Linked DNA regions of Homo sapiens: regions 2 and 3 are each linked to region 1. The links are chromatin contacts, found by Hi-C or POLR2A ChIA-PET in ENCODE. All regions are on one chromosome and are shown on one strand. Each heading gives the region's core, a stretch centred on a gene start or an enhancer-like site at or near the end of the contact. The rest is flanking DNA. Distances are from core to core; before and after follow the strand shown.

The links. Hi-C counts contacts between places; a loop is a spot of excess contacts on that map. ChIA-PET counts read pairs that join two places held with the same protein, here RNA polymerase II (POLR2A). Pooled maps may share reads with other maps.
Region 2: a pooled map shows a loop between it and region 1 (2.4-fold over the local background). The contact joins the enhancer-like site here to the promoter of ACOT9 in region 1. A Hi-C loop is called at or near these places in 2 of 50 pooled maps. POLR2A ChIA-PET finds 5 or more read pairs at or near these places in 2 of 52 experiments (K562 and OCI-LY7).
Region 3: a map of CD8-positive, alpha-beta T cell shows a loop between it and region 1 (11-fold over the local background). The contact joins the promoter of PRDX4 here to the promoter of ACOT9 in region 1. A Hi-C loop is called at or near these places in 5 of 168 maps with a recorded cell type or tissue (CD4-positive, alpha-beta memory T cell, CD8-positive, alpha-beta T cell, Caco-2 and 2 more), 17 of 37 single-sample maps with no recorded cell type and 16 of 50 pooled maps. POLR2A ChIA-PET finds 5 or more read pairs at or near these places in 5 of 52 experiments (CD4-positive, alpha-beta memory T cell, GM12878, MCF 10A and 2 more).

The regions. Positions count from the first base shown.
Region 1 is chrX:23,740,568-23,745,480 of GRCh38, reverse strand. It overlaps ACOT9 (acyl-CoA thioesterase 9), which reads left to right and starts at 2,205. Exons shown (of 16, transcript NM_001037171.2): 1 at 2,205-2,356. The coding sequence starts at 2,337. RefSeq lists a silencer at 2,036-2,355 and an enhancer at 2,626-2,675.
Region 2 is chrX:23,842,561-23,847,473 of GRCh38, reverse strand. All of the region lies in intron 7 of APOO (apolipoprotein O), which reads left to right. Among named protein-coding and RNA genes, the nearest start is that of SAT1, 62 kb to the right of the region's middle. Within about 2 kb of position 2,578, at least 7 of the 41 ENCODE cell types and tissues checked have a DNase peak (open chromatin) inside an H3K27ac peak, as active enhancers do.
Region 3 is chrX:23,664,910-23,669,822 of GRCh38, reverse strand. It overlaps PRDX4 (peroxiredoxin 4), which reads right to left and starts at 2,330. Exons shown (of 7, transcript NM_006406.2): 1 at 2,012-2,330. The coding sequence starts at 2,252. RefSeq lists silencers at 1,868-1,997, 2,348-2,527 and enhancers at 2,277-2,571, 4,815-4,913.

The sequences.
Region 1 (4,913 bases), core at 956-3,455:
CCTCAGCCTCCCAAAGTTCTGGGATTACAGACGTGAGCCACCGCACCCGGCCTCGGTACTCCTTTTCTAAGAAGGTGCTCCGTATCCCCATCTGTACAGTTACTTACAGAAATAACCATGTTAGTAGATTGTGACCCAGTACCTGGCCATGAGTCTGGGTGAGGGGGTTCCTGGTAAGTCAGGGCAAGGGTTCCTTACCCTGATGCCACAGTTGGCTAGTCCAGGAGTGTGTACCTGATCCAAATTGGACCAATGAATCTCTTCTCAGAACTTTTTTGTATTTGGGCCGTAGAAATTTCAGTCAGTCTGTATGTGTGTGGCTGTGGTTGTAAGATGTAAAGTTCAGGAGCTTCTATTGCCATATGGAGAATGTCATTACATAGAGAGAAAAAAGAATGAAGCCAGTATGCAAAGGAAAGCAAAGATAAGCAATAGAGAGAAGGCATCTGCATGGCATTAAGTCCCTGGTTTCAGCTGTTCCAGCCAAAATCGATGGTGTTTATTATATTGATGAGAATGTGTCTTTATAATTTGGAAATTGACGGAAGGCGACTTGATTGCGGGAAAAACTATAAACTGTACCTACCTATTATACCATTTACAAAAAATTCTCTCTTGTACTTATTTTTTCTCCCTGAGCCTCCTATTGCTTCAAAGAAAAGTTCAAGTAAAAAGAAGAACAAAAATAGCATAATTCAATACAATATTTATTGCCCTCTGTGTTAGGTGTGGTAGAGTATAAAGAAATATGGCTGACCCAAAACCAACAAGACAATCACTGAAAAGTGACTTGTGAACAATGTGAACAATGTGACAAAAATGAAAAGACAATGTGAACAAAAATGAAGGAGAGATCCTTGTAGGCTAAAAGGGGAGTCTTCCAGATGTGAGATTGATAAAAGCAGGGAAAATTCAGTAGAAAGAGAAAGCCGAAGACCATGCTCCATGTGTAACTCATGAAGTGATTCAAAACAGAAAGCTAGCTTAATTCAAATCAATACATTTTTACTAAGTATGGGGTATTGCGAAAAAGCATATGGCCCTTGCCTTTTAGGAAATTGCCGTATTTAGAGGCAAAGCAAGACTTGCTTATATTCTCAAAAGATCCCCACTCGTTACCTTATTTCCCCTTTAAACCGCTTTACCATATTTGAGATCATGTTATTTGCTAACTTGTTTGTTGATTTGTTTTCCTTCCTTATCAAGAGGCAAGCCCCTTAAGGGCGGGGATTTTTGTCCTTTTTTCTTTTTGCAACCCCAACCTCTGCAATAGTGCCTGGCACAATGCAAACAGCTCAATAATAATTCGTTGAAAGAAATGGAGAATTAGATCGTAGGGTGAAATAATCTTAAACTCTCTGGCCTTGAATCTCTCTAGCTCGCCCAAGATATCAAACATTGGGGGTCAGGCCGAGAAGAGGAGAGGAACAATTTTTTCCTGTTAGGTCAGTGGTTTTTAGCCTTTGGTTACATTAGCATCACCTGGGGGCATCTTTAGACATCATCCCGAAGCCCAGACCGCACCCAGGACTAAACTAGAATCTCCAGCCAGTGGGTCTCAAGCATCAGTTTTTTGTTGTTTTTTTTTTGAGACATTGTCTCCTTCTGTCGCCCAAGCTGAAGTGTAGTGGTGCGATCTCGGCTCACCGCAACCTCCGCCTCCCAGGTTCAAGCGATACTCGTGCCTGTCCCCCGAGTAGCTGGGATTACAGGCGTCTGCCACCACGCCTGGCTAATTTTTGAATTTTTAGTAGAGACAGGGTTTCGCCATGTTGGCCAGGCTGGTCTTGAACTCCTGACCTCAGGTGATCTGCCCGCCTAGGCCTTCCAAAGTGCTGGAATTACAGGCGTGAGCCACCGCGCCCGGCCAAGTATCAGTATTTTGGAAAGTTGCCCAGGAGATTCCAATGTGCAGCCAAGGGGAAGAACAGACGGAGCCAAGGCGCGGGGATCAAGGATAAAGGAGACAAGCTCCACTAGGCAGAGCCGGGCCTCTTCTCGACGTCACGCCCTGGCGTTGCTGCGTGGTTCGTTTACTCAACCGAGAATAGGCCGGTCCTCGCTGTAGCAACACGACCCGCACAACTGATTGAGTGGGAAGCTCCGCAGAGGCGGACTCCAGCCTCCCGCCAATGAACGGGTAGGGTCCGCCCGGCACAGCGCGGCCACGCCCCCTGGACGCCGCGGTCCCGCCCCCGGACACCGCTGTCCGGCTCCCGGGCTGTCCTCAGCAAGGGCGCGGTCTGGTACTCGTGCGTCTTTTATCGCCTCAGTTTCCCTCCGCCGACTAGCGCGCGGGGCCCGGTTCTCCATCGCGCGCACGGCAGCCTAGCGCAATGAGGCGGGCAGCACTGCGGTAGGTGGCGGGGCGTGGAAGGGGCTGGCAGGGCGGTAGCCTGGGGTGCCATCGTCTTCCCCTAGAGCTTCGGGCTGGCCCCGGCGGAAGAAGTGGGCCACGCATGGGCATTTGGGCTCTATGATAAGGGGCGCTCGCCCACTGTACCTCCGACCGGACATAAGCCCGCCGGCCTTTGGTTGGGAGAACCTCGCCCCCACTTTGGCGACTTCTAGCACTGAGTTTGATATTAAAAGCAAAGCAGCACTTTTAAGGGAGGAAGTTGGGTGTTCCCTAAAATTCCTTTGGCCTTGCTCATCCGGGGTGTGGTTGGTAGCCGCGTCGGGGTAGCCCCTTGTCAGAAAGATAATATTTGGAGTTCTATGTTACCTCTAGCCCTTCATCTTCCTTTGGAGAACATTTTTAGGATTAAATGCTTGACCTACTTCGGCTCTTACTTAAGTTTGTTGTAACATTGGCAGAGATTACAGGGTACCTTTTGGCTCCCAGGACCCTAGGACTGTGCGTCTAGGACCCTGGTGCCAATTTGAACTTAACTTTAATGAGCCGCAAAGCCCTTATAAGAGGCTGGGTGCTTTGATTGGGCCACGTGGGTAAGGGAGGATGCCTTTTTGTATATGTAATCTTCCCAGCTGGCACAGTTAAGGCCTGAGGGCCTTAGACTCCAGAGCGTGTCTAGCTCTCCCTAATCCCTTTCACCCGAGCATGCCACCCTTTCCAAGTTTTCTGCCTGGCTGCATCCCAGGGGGCTCACACCTGCTCCAGTTTCTGAAGTTATCTCGCTGCCAGTGGGCCTGTCCCCCTGATGTGACTCATAGTGCTTTTGACTCACATTAACCCCATCAATTCTCTTGGGGGTCCTGGATATCTCTCTCTCTCTCTCTCTCCCTCTCTCTCTCTCTCTCTCTCTCACTCACTCACTGTTCCTGGGGACTTTGTTATCAGTTGTAAGGGTTCTGTCTTGTTTATAGTACTTAAAAACAAACAAAAAACCTTTGTTAAACTATTTGAAGGCAGACTGAAAGTCATTATGAGAGGGGCCACAGTTGACTTTAGCTTGCAATGTGAAAGGTCTTCTACAAAAGCTCCATGGTCTTGTTCAGGTGCTTTCTCTTATAACCCTGTGTTCCTTTCTTGAAAATTCTATTGAGGCCGGGTGTGGTGGTGCACGACTGCAGTCCCAGCGTTTTGGGATGCTGAGGTGGATGGATCACTTGAGGCCAGGAGTTCGAGACCAGCCTGGCCAACATGGTGAAACCCCGTCTCTATTAAAAATACAAAAATTAGCCGGGAGTGGTGGTGCATGTCTGTAGTCACAGCTACTTTTGGAGGCTGAGGCAGGAGAATCGCCTGAACCGGAAGGCAGAGGTTGCAGTGAGCTGAGATCGCGCCCCTGCACTCCAGCCTGGGCAACACAGTGAGATTCTGTCTCAAACAAAAAACTATTGAACCTTAAGCGGATAATCTCTTAGTGTCTAGTGAGAGGAGGAGTTCACAAATGAATATAGACTGAGATGATTAGGTTCTTTGACTGGTGGGCAACCTTTGTAGCTTCTTTTCTTTTTTAGACTTGCAAGAGGCACCTTTGTTTAGTCTCTAAATAGAGGTTATTTCCTCAGAGTGGAGGGCATATGAGTGGTATTGCCTGTTATTGCACTGAACACTCTTCCTTGCCAACTGCTGTAAGCTTGGGACCCAGGGCTGAGCCAGGGTGAGTTATGTGACTCCCCAGGTAGGCCATGGAGGCCTTGAGTTTTCTTTTTTTTTTTTCTCTTTGAAATACTTTTTTTATTTCTTTGGGATATATGTCCAGAAGAGAAATTGCTGGATCATATGGTAGTTATATTTTTAATTTTTGGAGGAACTGCCTCATTATTTTTCAAAATGGCTGTACCAGTTTACATTTTCACCAATAGTGTACGAGGGTTCCCTTTTCTCTACATCCTCACCAACACTTGTTATCTTTTGTCTTTTTGTAATAATCATCTTTTTATTATTATTATTATTATACTTTAAGTTTAGGGTACATGTGCACAATGTGCAGGTTAGTTACATATGTATACATGTGCCATGCTGGTGTGCTGCACCCATTAACTCGTCATTTAGCATTAGGTATATCTCCTAATGCTGTCCCTCCCCACTCCCCCCGCCTTGAGTTTCTTGATCTCCTTTGATTGGAAAGGTTCAGTTACAAGGTCCTGGGATTTGAGTGTTGCAAAGGCCTCTCCACAGTAAAGGCCTAGAGGTTTTGCTATAAGTAAGACTCCTGAGGGCTTATCAGGAGATAAGCCAGTAACCCTGAGGTACTGAAGTGTTGAGTATTGATTAAAACCATTCTCCCACCTCCTCCACCTCAGTGCGGTGTGTGTGTGTGTGTGTGTGTGTGTGTGTGTGTGTGTGTGTGTGTATGTATTGGGGGAGATCGGAAGAACTGGGCTCTATCTGGACTCTGCTGGTGTGCCTGTTGACTGGCACTGGGGGAAAGTCGTCTGAAACTGGGGCCTCAGTTTCTTAAGGAGGTTGGTTTGAATCAGAATCTTCAAATATAGGGGGATCT
Region 2 (4,913 bases), core at 1,329-3,828, 100 kb before region 1:
TTTGTATTTTTAATAGAGTCGGGGTTTCACCGTGTTAGCCAGGATGATCTCGATCTCCTGACCTCGTGATCCGCCCGCCTCGGCCTCCCAAAGTGCTGGGATTACAGGTGTGAGCCGCTGCGCCTGGCCAAGACCCTGTTTCTTAAAATAATAAATAAATTAAAAATCATTACGGGTTTATAGATTTAAACATATTTGATAGTTTTGAATGCTTTGTAATTCTTGGTCTTATTAAAGTTCAAACTGTCCCATTTTGCTAGTGGAAGTTGGCTCTGAGTCCTCTTGACATGACCCAAGTAGTCTGTGATAGTTACCTCACTATCTAGCATGTGAAGATGTTCCCAGAATTTCCCATCGTGGTTTTCATTTACATTGCCCTGATTGAGCATCTTTTCACAGGTTTATTGGCTTCTTCTTGAAATGCCTGTTCATGTCTTTTGGCCACTTTTTATATGGGTCATTTGTCCCTTATTGATTTATAAGGGTTCTTTATTTTTTTCCTAGATATTAATAGTTTTGGCCAGATGTTTGCAGATGTCTTTTCTCAATATGGCTTGTCTTTTCAGTTTTGGTGTCTTGATGATCAGAAGAAGTTCTTCATGTAGTTGATTTATTGACCTTTTCCATTATGGTTTTCACTCTTTGACTCTAGGAGCTTAATAAAAGCATGAAATATTTATTGATTGTCCATTGCTAATCCGAAACCCTTTCAGAATAGTCCTAACCCAAGGTCTCAGTATCAGAGATGAAGGCCAGTTGTGGGTGTCAGGAGGTCAGTTGTGGGTGTCAGTCCTCAGGGTCACAGATGGCTCTTTTAGAGTTGTCTTTTTTTTTTTTTTTTTTTTGAGATGGAGTCTTGCTCTGTAGCCCAGGCTGGAGTGCAGTGGTGCAGTGGTGCGATCGCGTTCACTGCAACCTCCACCTCCTGGGTTCAAGCAATTCTCCTACCTCAGGCTCCTGAGTAGCTGGGATTACAGGCGTGCGCCACCACGCCTGGCTAATTTTTGTATTTTTAGTAGAGACAGGGTTTCACCATCTTGGCCAGGCTGGTCCTGAACTCCTGACCTCAAGTGATCCACCCGCCTCAGCCTCCCAAAGTGCTGGGACTACAGGCGTGAGCCACTGCACCCGACTAGAGTTGTCTTTTTTTTTTTTTTTTTTTTGAGATGGAGTCTCGCTCTGTCGCCCAGGCTGGAGTGTAATGGTGCCATCTTGGTTCATTACAACCTCCGCCTTCTGGGTTCAAGCGATTCTTCCGCCTCAGCCTCCCAAGTAGCTGGGATTACAGTCATTCACTACTATGCCTGGCTAATTTTTTTTTTTGTATTTTTAGTAGAGACGGGGTTTCGCCATGTTGGCCAGGCTGGTCTCGAACTCCTGGCCTCAGGTGATCCCCCTGCCTCGGCCTCCCAAAGTGCTGGGATTACAGGCGTGAGCCACCGCACCCAGCTTAGAGTTGTCTTATAATTAGCTAAACACAGCAGTATGTCTCAGTAAATATCATATTTTAGTTTTTCACTAGCTTTTTTTTAATGCAACAAATTACTATCACAGAATTGTACAATGACTGCTGAAGGCCAACACTAATTATTTAAAAGGCAGGAAATTAATAAAGAAGCATAAACCTGTTACCAATGTGAAAACTGAGCAGAACTTCTAAAGCTGAGCTGTTAATAGTTTTATTCAGGCCCTTGCTGGCTCAGCAGGAAAATGAAAGGGAAGCAGCAGCCACCACCCTGAGTAAACATGCCCTGCTTTTTCTTCCTCCATTAGAAGTTCCTCGGCTCTCTAAACATGGCAAAGTTTGGCTGAAAGTAAGTCATGTAGTTTTAAAATGTTCATCTTTGAAGTAAGCTAATCACAGAAGGACAATTACTGCATGATTCTACTTGTATGAGGTATTTAAAATAGTCAAACTCATAGAGGCAGAGAATAGAATGGCGATTGCCAGGGATTGGGGGAGGGAGAGATAGGGAGTTGGTAATCAACAAAGTTTTAGTCAAGCAAAGAGAATAAGTTCTACAGACCCCTTGCACAACACTGTGCCTATAGATAACAGTACCGTATTGTACACTTAAAAATCTGCCAAGAGGGCAGATGTCATGTTAAGTATTCTTACCACTGTATTTTTTTTAAATGACAGCTTGATGGGTTTTCCATAAAGTTATGAGTTTGTGCTTTGTAATTTTTTGCTGTCTAAAATTCTAAGAACTACAGGTATTAGGAAATGATTTTGAAATGATTTTTTCTTTCTTTTTAAAAACACCATTATTTACCAAAATGAAAAGTTAGAAATCCTGAATAATGTCATCTCCTCTTTAGAAAGGAATGCACTCTTGGTATCAGTGGGCAGGATACAGCGTTGTCCAGTGGACTAAGAGGAGCGGGAGCACCAGACTCCTACCCCACCTCTGCCTCTTACTAGCCCTGAAACCTTGGGAAGTTACTCCAGCTCTGTGGGAACTGGCATAGTACCTCCTGGAGCTGTTTTGAGGATTAAATAAGGTTATCTCATGTGAGGAACATATGAAATGGCTGGACTCTAGCCACATGATAGTCATCAACCACCACTCATGTGATACTGCACATTTTCGCTTCTGCCTGAGAAGATAATGTCCACTGATAGAAAATGGAACCATACCCTGTAGTCAGGAATCCTTATGTCATTGTTTTAGTTTTCCATTGCTGCCAAAATAAATGACTGCAAATTTACAGGTTGAAAGTAGTGCAAATGATTATCTTAGTTCTGTGGGTCAGAAGTCCAATTCTAAATCAAGGTGTCAGCAGGGTTGCGTTCCTTTCTAGAGGCCCTAGGGGGGAATTTCTTTCCTGCTCATTTAGATTGTTGACAGAACTCAGTTCCTCGAGGCTGTAGGACCAAGGTCTGTTTTGCTGGCTGAGGGCTGTTTCCAGCTTCCTTCCTCTATTGTCGAAGCCTGCAGCAAGTCGTTTGCAGATCCCCCTTCTGACCTCTTCTTCTGCCTCCCTCTTAGACTGCAGGCACTCTTATGCTTGAATCAAGCCCACCCAGATAATCCAAGATCATCTCCCTATTTTAAGGGCAACTGATTAGTAAACTTAATTCCAATGCAACCTTAATTTCCCTTTGCTGTGTGAGGTAACAGTCACAGGTTCCAGAAATAGAAGACATCTTTGAGGGGCCATTATTCTGCCTACCTCATCAAGTGAACTAGAATTGTGTTGGGGTCTTTAACAGGTCATTTATCCTTACCTTTTATTTTCTTCATCCAAAAAATAAAGTGGCCTGCCATATAGGATAGATAATGTTTATTGAGCACTTACTTGCTGTGAGCTTGGCCCTTGGCGCTAAACTCTTTGCTCAGGAAGAGTCTTTGAGGTGGGTTCTATTATTATCCCCATTTATAAGTGAGGAAACTGCATTTTGGAGAAGTTAAGTAATTGTTGAAAATAATTCAACTGGTGAGGGAGTCAGACATTTCAGTAGGCTGCTGTACCTCAAAGGTTTGGCTGGCTGGCAATCAGCCTTCACATGGCAGGCATACTAATTAGAAATCAGTGTCTTGATTTTCTTAAAAAGTTTTGGTTTTGCTAGCAGAAATTGTCATTTGTGCCCAGGCACGGTGGCTCATGCTTGTAATCCCAGCACTTTGTAGGCCGAGGCAGGCAAATCACCTGTGGTCGGGAGCTTGAGACCAGCCTGGCCAACATGGTGAAACCCTGTCTTCACTAAAAATACAATAATTAGCTGGGTGTAGTAGTGGGCGCCTGTAATCCCAGCTACTCAGGAGGCTGAGGCAGGAGAATCGTTTGAACCCAGGAGGCAGAGGTTACGTGAGCTGAGATTGCGCCACTGCACTCCAGCCTGGGTGACAGAGGGAAACTCCGTCTCAAAAAAAAAAAAAAAAAAAAAAAGAAATTGTCATTTGTGTTCATGGACGTGGTAAGAAAATAAAAACTGAAATCAGATATGTATGAAAATGAGTTACAAAATATTCTAGATAAAACTTTCTCTGTCTGAAAATGCAAAAAAAAATGATTTCTGGCTTGTGCTAAATCACGAACTGTTTTTTGAAGTCAGAATGTTGTTTTGTCTGAGATCCTGGAGTTCTCTGCCAAGAGAGATCTGATTTGTGACAGGGTGGTGGATGGGCTCAATATTTTTTTAATGAGATATTGGACTGTGCTGTTTTGTTATACTATAAGTGATATGTAACCAAACAAGAAAATTTTCCTAGCAACAAAGTTGTTTTCCTGAATCAGAAGAATGCTTTTGTGTGCTCATTTTCTTATTGTCCAAAAGATAAAAAAGCTTGTGAATTTAGCATCTTATTTTTTTGAGATTGAGGTACTGGCGAGTATAGATAGTAGAATATATAAGAATATCATTGGAAGTATTTGGCAAGCAGTATGTTAATTCAGACCTAAACTGTATTTAAGTAGAGAACTAACTTGTTTTTTTGTTTGTTTGTTTTTGTTTGTTTTTGAGATGGAGTTTCACTCTTGTTGCCCAGGCTGGAGTGCAATGGCGTGATCTTGGCTCACTGCAACCTCCGCCTCCTGGGTTCAAGCGATTCTCCTGCTTCAGCCTCCCGAGCAGCTGGGATTACAGGCATGCGCCACCATGCCCTGCTAATTTTGTATTTTTAGTAGAGACGGGGTTTCTCCCTGTTGTTCAGGCTGGTCTCGAACTCCTGACCTCAGGTGATCCACCCACCTTGGCCTCCCAAAGTGCTGGGATTACAGGCGTGAGCCACCACGCCCTGCCGAGAACCACCTTGTTTTTATGCCAGACCCGATTGTTGGACATGATTATCTCACTGGCCCTTATAAGCCTTTTTTTCTCTCTTCTTGTTCTTCATTAGTCTGGTGAGGGACCCAGACATTTCAGTAGGCTGCTATACCTCAAAGGTTTGGCTGGCAATCAGCCTTCA
Region 3 (4,913 bases), core at 1,081-3,580, 76 kb after region 1:
GCCTCAGCCTGCCCAGTAGCTGGGATTACAGGTATGCGCCATCACACCCGGCTAATTTTTGTATTTTTAGTAGACACAGGGTTTCACCATGCTGGCCAGTCTGGTCTCGAACTCCCGACCTCAGGTGATCGGATGGCCTCGGCCTCCCAAAGTGCTGAAATTATAGACGTGAGCCACCACACCTGGCCTTTCCGTTCTTTTTTAAACACAAATTTGCCACGTGTTGCATCCCGCCTTTTTTTTCTCCTTAAAGGAAACAGTAAATTAATTATGAACAGTTTTTGATATTACTAAAAATTATTTGAAAATATGGCCTTAATGGCTCCATAATAGTCTTTACTAACAAAAGTCTTTGTATCTTTAATTATAGATAAGCCTACATGTGACAGAGAAATGTAGTAAACAACTAAAATGTTAAGTTTTGCTGGTAAAGGGAAAGCTTTGAAGTAGATTTGTTTCCTATGGAAAATATATGTAATGTAAGTAAACACTTAACTGGCTGACATATTTAAAATACTTTCCCAGGCAAGTAAAACCAGTGGGACTTGGAAATACTGATTTTAAAATTTAAGACTGGTTTTGTTAAAAATCTCAAAGTAGGCTGGGCACCGTGGCTCACGCCTGTAATCTCAGCACTTTGGGAGGCCAAGGCAGGCGGATCATGAGGTCAGGAGTTCCAGACCAGCCTGGCCAATATAGTGAAACCCCGTCTCTACTAAAAATACAAAAAATAGCCGGGTGTGGTGGTGCGCGCCTGTAGTCCCAGCTACCTGGGAGGCTGAGGCAGAAGAATCGCTTGAACCCGGGCGGCGGAGGTTGCAGTGAGCCGAGATCGCGCGACCGCACTCCAGCCTGGGTGCCTGGGTGACAGAGCAAGACTTCATCTCAAATAAAAAAAAAAAAAAAGTCCCAAAGTGGTTAACTGAAAGTACTTACTTTCAGCAAGTAAGAACTGTAAATGTTTAAGAGGACAAAACAGTTTTTCTCATTTATCACTCCCAACCAACCCATCCTAAGTCATAACAACATTCCATTTAACTCTAGGGATTCAGAATTTGAAGCATTACTTTTTTCACTGAATACTGGCATGGAACATGCTGTAACTGAACCATAAAAACCAACTACACACCTACAGAATGTCAAATGATCTGCAGGAAAAGCAGGTTACTGAATAGCAAGCAAGAGACAGCCTTTATCTATAGCCACTGTTCACTTTTGGTTAATTTTAACATCCAGATGTAGCAGGCTACAACTTTCACAGTATCTACTTCGTCTGACGTGTCATTCCTGAAAGTGGCCATTAGCTTTGTACACTGGACAGAAATGCAAATAATCAAAAACCAAATTGGCAGGACACAAATTTGCCACGAGGTTTATCATCAACCCAAATGCATACTTCTAACCTTTTCCCCCATTTCCCTCAAAAGTACACTCTGTAATAGGTTCTTCATGTCTGAGAAACATAAGGAATATCCATTAACTACACAGGCTTTGGGGAAGGTGGCTTTCAGTAATAATCTTTGTAAGATGCAAACAAAAAGGAAGAAAGAAAAATGAAATGTTTGACCTCCCGAGCACTGTGTTTAGCAACTTTTCTGTTTAATCAAACTTTTTGTGAATCATTATTCAACCTATCAATGTCTTCCTTCGCTGAAATAGTACCTGAAAAAGACAGGATGTGCTGAAGGCACTTTGAGATGTTTCAGGAACTGTTTCAGTTTGCCCAACATCCTCGATGCAAACTCGGGACTAGGGCCACCCACTTTCCCTCAGCTGCGGCTTTTGGGGTAACCACTACCTCTTCTAAAATCTGATCAGTGGAAACCATACCTTTCTTCACAGCTAGAACTCCCCTTTATTCCCCTCCCCGCCCTCCTAGGTGAGAACCAGGCCCGCCCAGGGCCCGGAGGCAGCCCAGGGGGTGCCGCCCAAGCCCAGATTCCGGGGGTGTAACCGGGGTACACGTGTCTCCGGAATCTCCCCTCCCACCCTTTGGCGGGACACCACCTACTCTTCGCTTTGCTTAGGTGCAGGGAGTGGTCGGCGACCGATACCCGGGATGCCTCTCCCGGGTACACTTGTCCACCCGCGTAGAAGTGGCACTCCTCTTCGCGAGTCCGGGGCCTCTCCTCTGTCTCCCAGCCCTGCACAGCTCCAGCCGGCAGCAGGAACAGCAGTAGCGGCAGCAGAAGCAGCCTTCGGTGGCGGCCGTGGTCCGGAGTTGTCGCGGCTAGCAGCGGCAGCGCCTCCATGACCACGCGAGCGCAGAAACACGTCCCTTGGCGCGAGCGCCGCTTCTGCCGCCGCCGGGCAGCTACAACCGCGTGCACGACGCCCGCGCGAACCGGGGCGCGGCCTCGCGAGACCAGCTCCTCCCCCTACCCCCCCTATCTGCTCCCCGCCCCGCCACGTGGGCGCCGGCCGCACCTCCCCCATCCCAAGCCTGCATTTGCGCCTGCGTCCCGCGGCTGACCAGGACCGGGAGCGTTGCCCAACTCTGTGAAGGCAGCGACAAGGTCTCCTGACCTCCGCGCTGTTTTAGACATCTTTCCACGTCCATCTCTTCCACAAAGCCTCACCACTGCACACAAGCCCCTCACAAGCGGAATCTAACCTATATGCTTGTGAATGGCTTGCATTTTATACTTCTAATAAGCTTTTTAAAAAGTCACTTAACGTTTTTAAAAATTATATTTACTTGACAAATCATAATTGTATACATTCGTGGGATGCAATGTGATTTTTTGAAATATGTATCCAATGTGGGATGATTACATCACATTAACTTATCCATCGCCTTGTTTACCTATGACTTTTATGGTGAGACATTTCAAATTTACTCTTATTCATTTTGAAATATACATTATTATTGACTGTATTTACCCTGCTGCTTACCAGAGGTTGGGAAGTAGGGAAGGCGAGGCGAGAGGGAAGGAATGGGGAGTTAGTTGTTGGTCAGAGGTTACCAAGTTCCAGATAGACAGGAATAAGTTTCAAGATCTAATAGACATTTACTAATTTTTTTTCTTGAAGTGATTTGTGTGAACGGGGCCATGATCTGCACTACTTGCAGCTCTTTTAAGTCCTGGAAAAACTTAGGGAGGGTAGGTCTAACCATTTACTTTCCTCCAGCATGCAAGGGCGTACAGGCAGTTTTTAGTGACCTAATCTATTGTTTCAAAGACAGCTTTTTTTTTTTTTAATTTAAATGAAGACTTGAAAAGTTACCAGAAAACTCTCCCAGCAGTGTTGTTCCTTTTTCTGACAATTACCCCATCACCCAACCCCTGGCCTTTTCCCTGCCCTCCCCACCCATCTCCCCGCCGTGGGCACCGCCCCGCTTGCCGCTGCAACCTGCCGTGTGCGTCTGCGCACTGGGGGCAGGCCCAGGCCACCGAGCGTCCACCAACTGGACTAAGACCACCTTGTGTCGTCACTTGTGACCGATCTTCTGCACTCCCACCCTCAGCACTGTTTTAGACCCTGTTCATCCTTCTGGGCCCATCTTGTACACAAAACTTCGCAGGTGACTGGCCTCGCGCCCTCAGCACTGTTGTAGGCCTTCTCATCCTTCACACCTATTTCTTCCACAAAGCTTCGCCCATGGCTGTCTTCCCACCATTGAAGTGCCAACGACCCTCGCCGCCAGCACTTGTTAGACATCCTTCCACGCCCATCTCTCCCAAAAAGCCTCCTCATCCCACGCCACCCCCGCCCCTCAAAGGGAAACTGACCTTTCTGCCTCTGAATAGCTCGCGTTTTATCCCTCTAACAGACATTTCTTATTCTTTTCCTTGCAGTGATCTTTGTGAACAGCCATGACTCCTCTCTCAAGTCGGAGCCCTTTTCAGGTCCCCAGAAAACTTGGAGAAGAAAAGTCTAACCTGAAAAGCCATATCCCTAGACCATTTCTTCTCTTCCAGCTGGAAAGGAACTATGGGGCAAACAGGCAATGTTGCAACTTAACCCTGTGTTAGGTTGTTTTTTTTTTTTTTTTTTTTTTTAGACAGAGTCTCGCTCTGTCGCACAGGCTGGAGTGCAGTGGCAATCTCGGCTCACTGCAACCTCCACCTCCCAGGTTCAAGTAATTCTCCTGCCTCGGCCTGCCGAGTAGCTGGGATTACAGGTGCGCGCCACCATGCCCAGCTAATTGTGATCCGCCCACCTTGGCCTCCCAAAGTGCTGGGATTACAGGCATGAGCCTGTATGATCCCAGGGTGCCCTCTGTCCTCCTGCAAGTGCTTGTTATCTTTCTTTTTAAATTAAAAAAAATTTTTTGTGGCTACATAGTAGGTATATGTATATATATATGTATATGTATATATATATATTTATGGGGTATATGGGATATTTTGATTCAGGCACACAGTGTGTAACAATCACATCATGGCAAATGGGTTATCCATCACCTCAAGCATTTATCATTTGTGTTACAAACAATCCAATTATACTCTTTTAGTTATTTTAGGGTATACAATTAAATTGTTATTGACTATAGTCACCCTGTTGTGCTATCAAATACTAGGTCTTATTCATTCTATATTTCTGTACCCACTAACCATCCCCACTTTCCTCCCCAGCCCCCCACTACCCTTCCCAGCCTCTAGTAACCATTCTTCTACTCTCTATCTCTATGAGTTCAATTGTTTTAATTTTTAGCTCCCACAATTAAGTGAGAACATGTTAAGTTTGTTTTCTGTAAGCACCTGTTATCTTTCTGAATCCTGCAGAAACCATCCTAAGTTTGTCTTTCCTCTACTAGACTGTGGGCTGTCTGGGGCTGAAATCAATGTGTAATAGGTCTTTGTTTCCCAAAGAACCTGGCCCACAGTAAGCAACTGACATTGCAAACACCTGATTTTATAAATAACACCTAATATTGCAGACAGCCTCAGTTTCAAGTTGCTTTCACA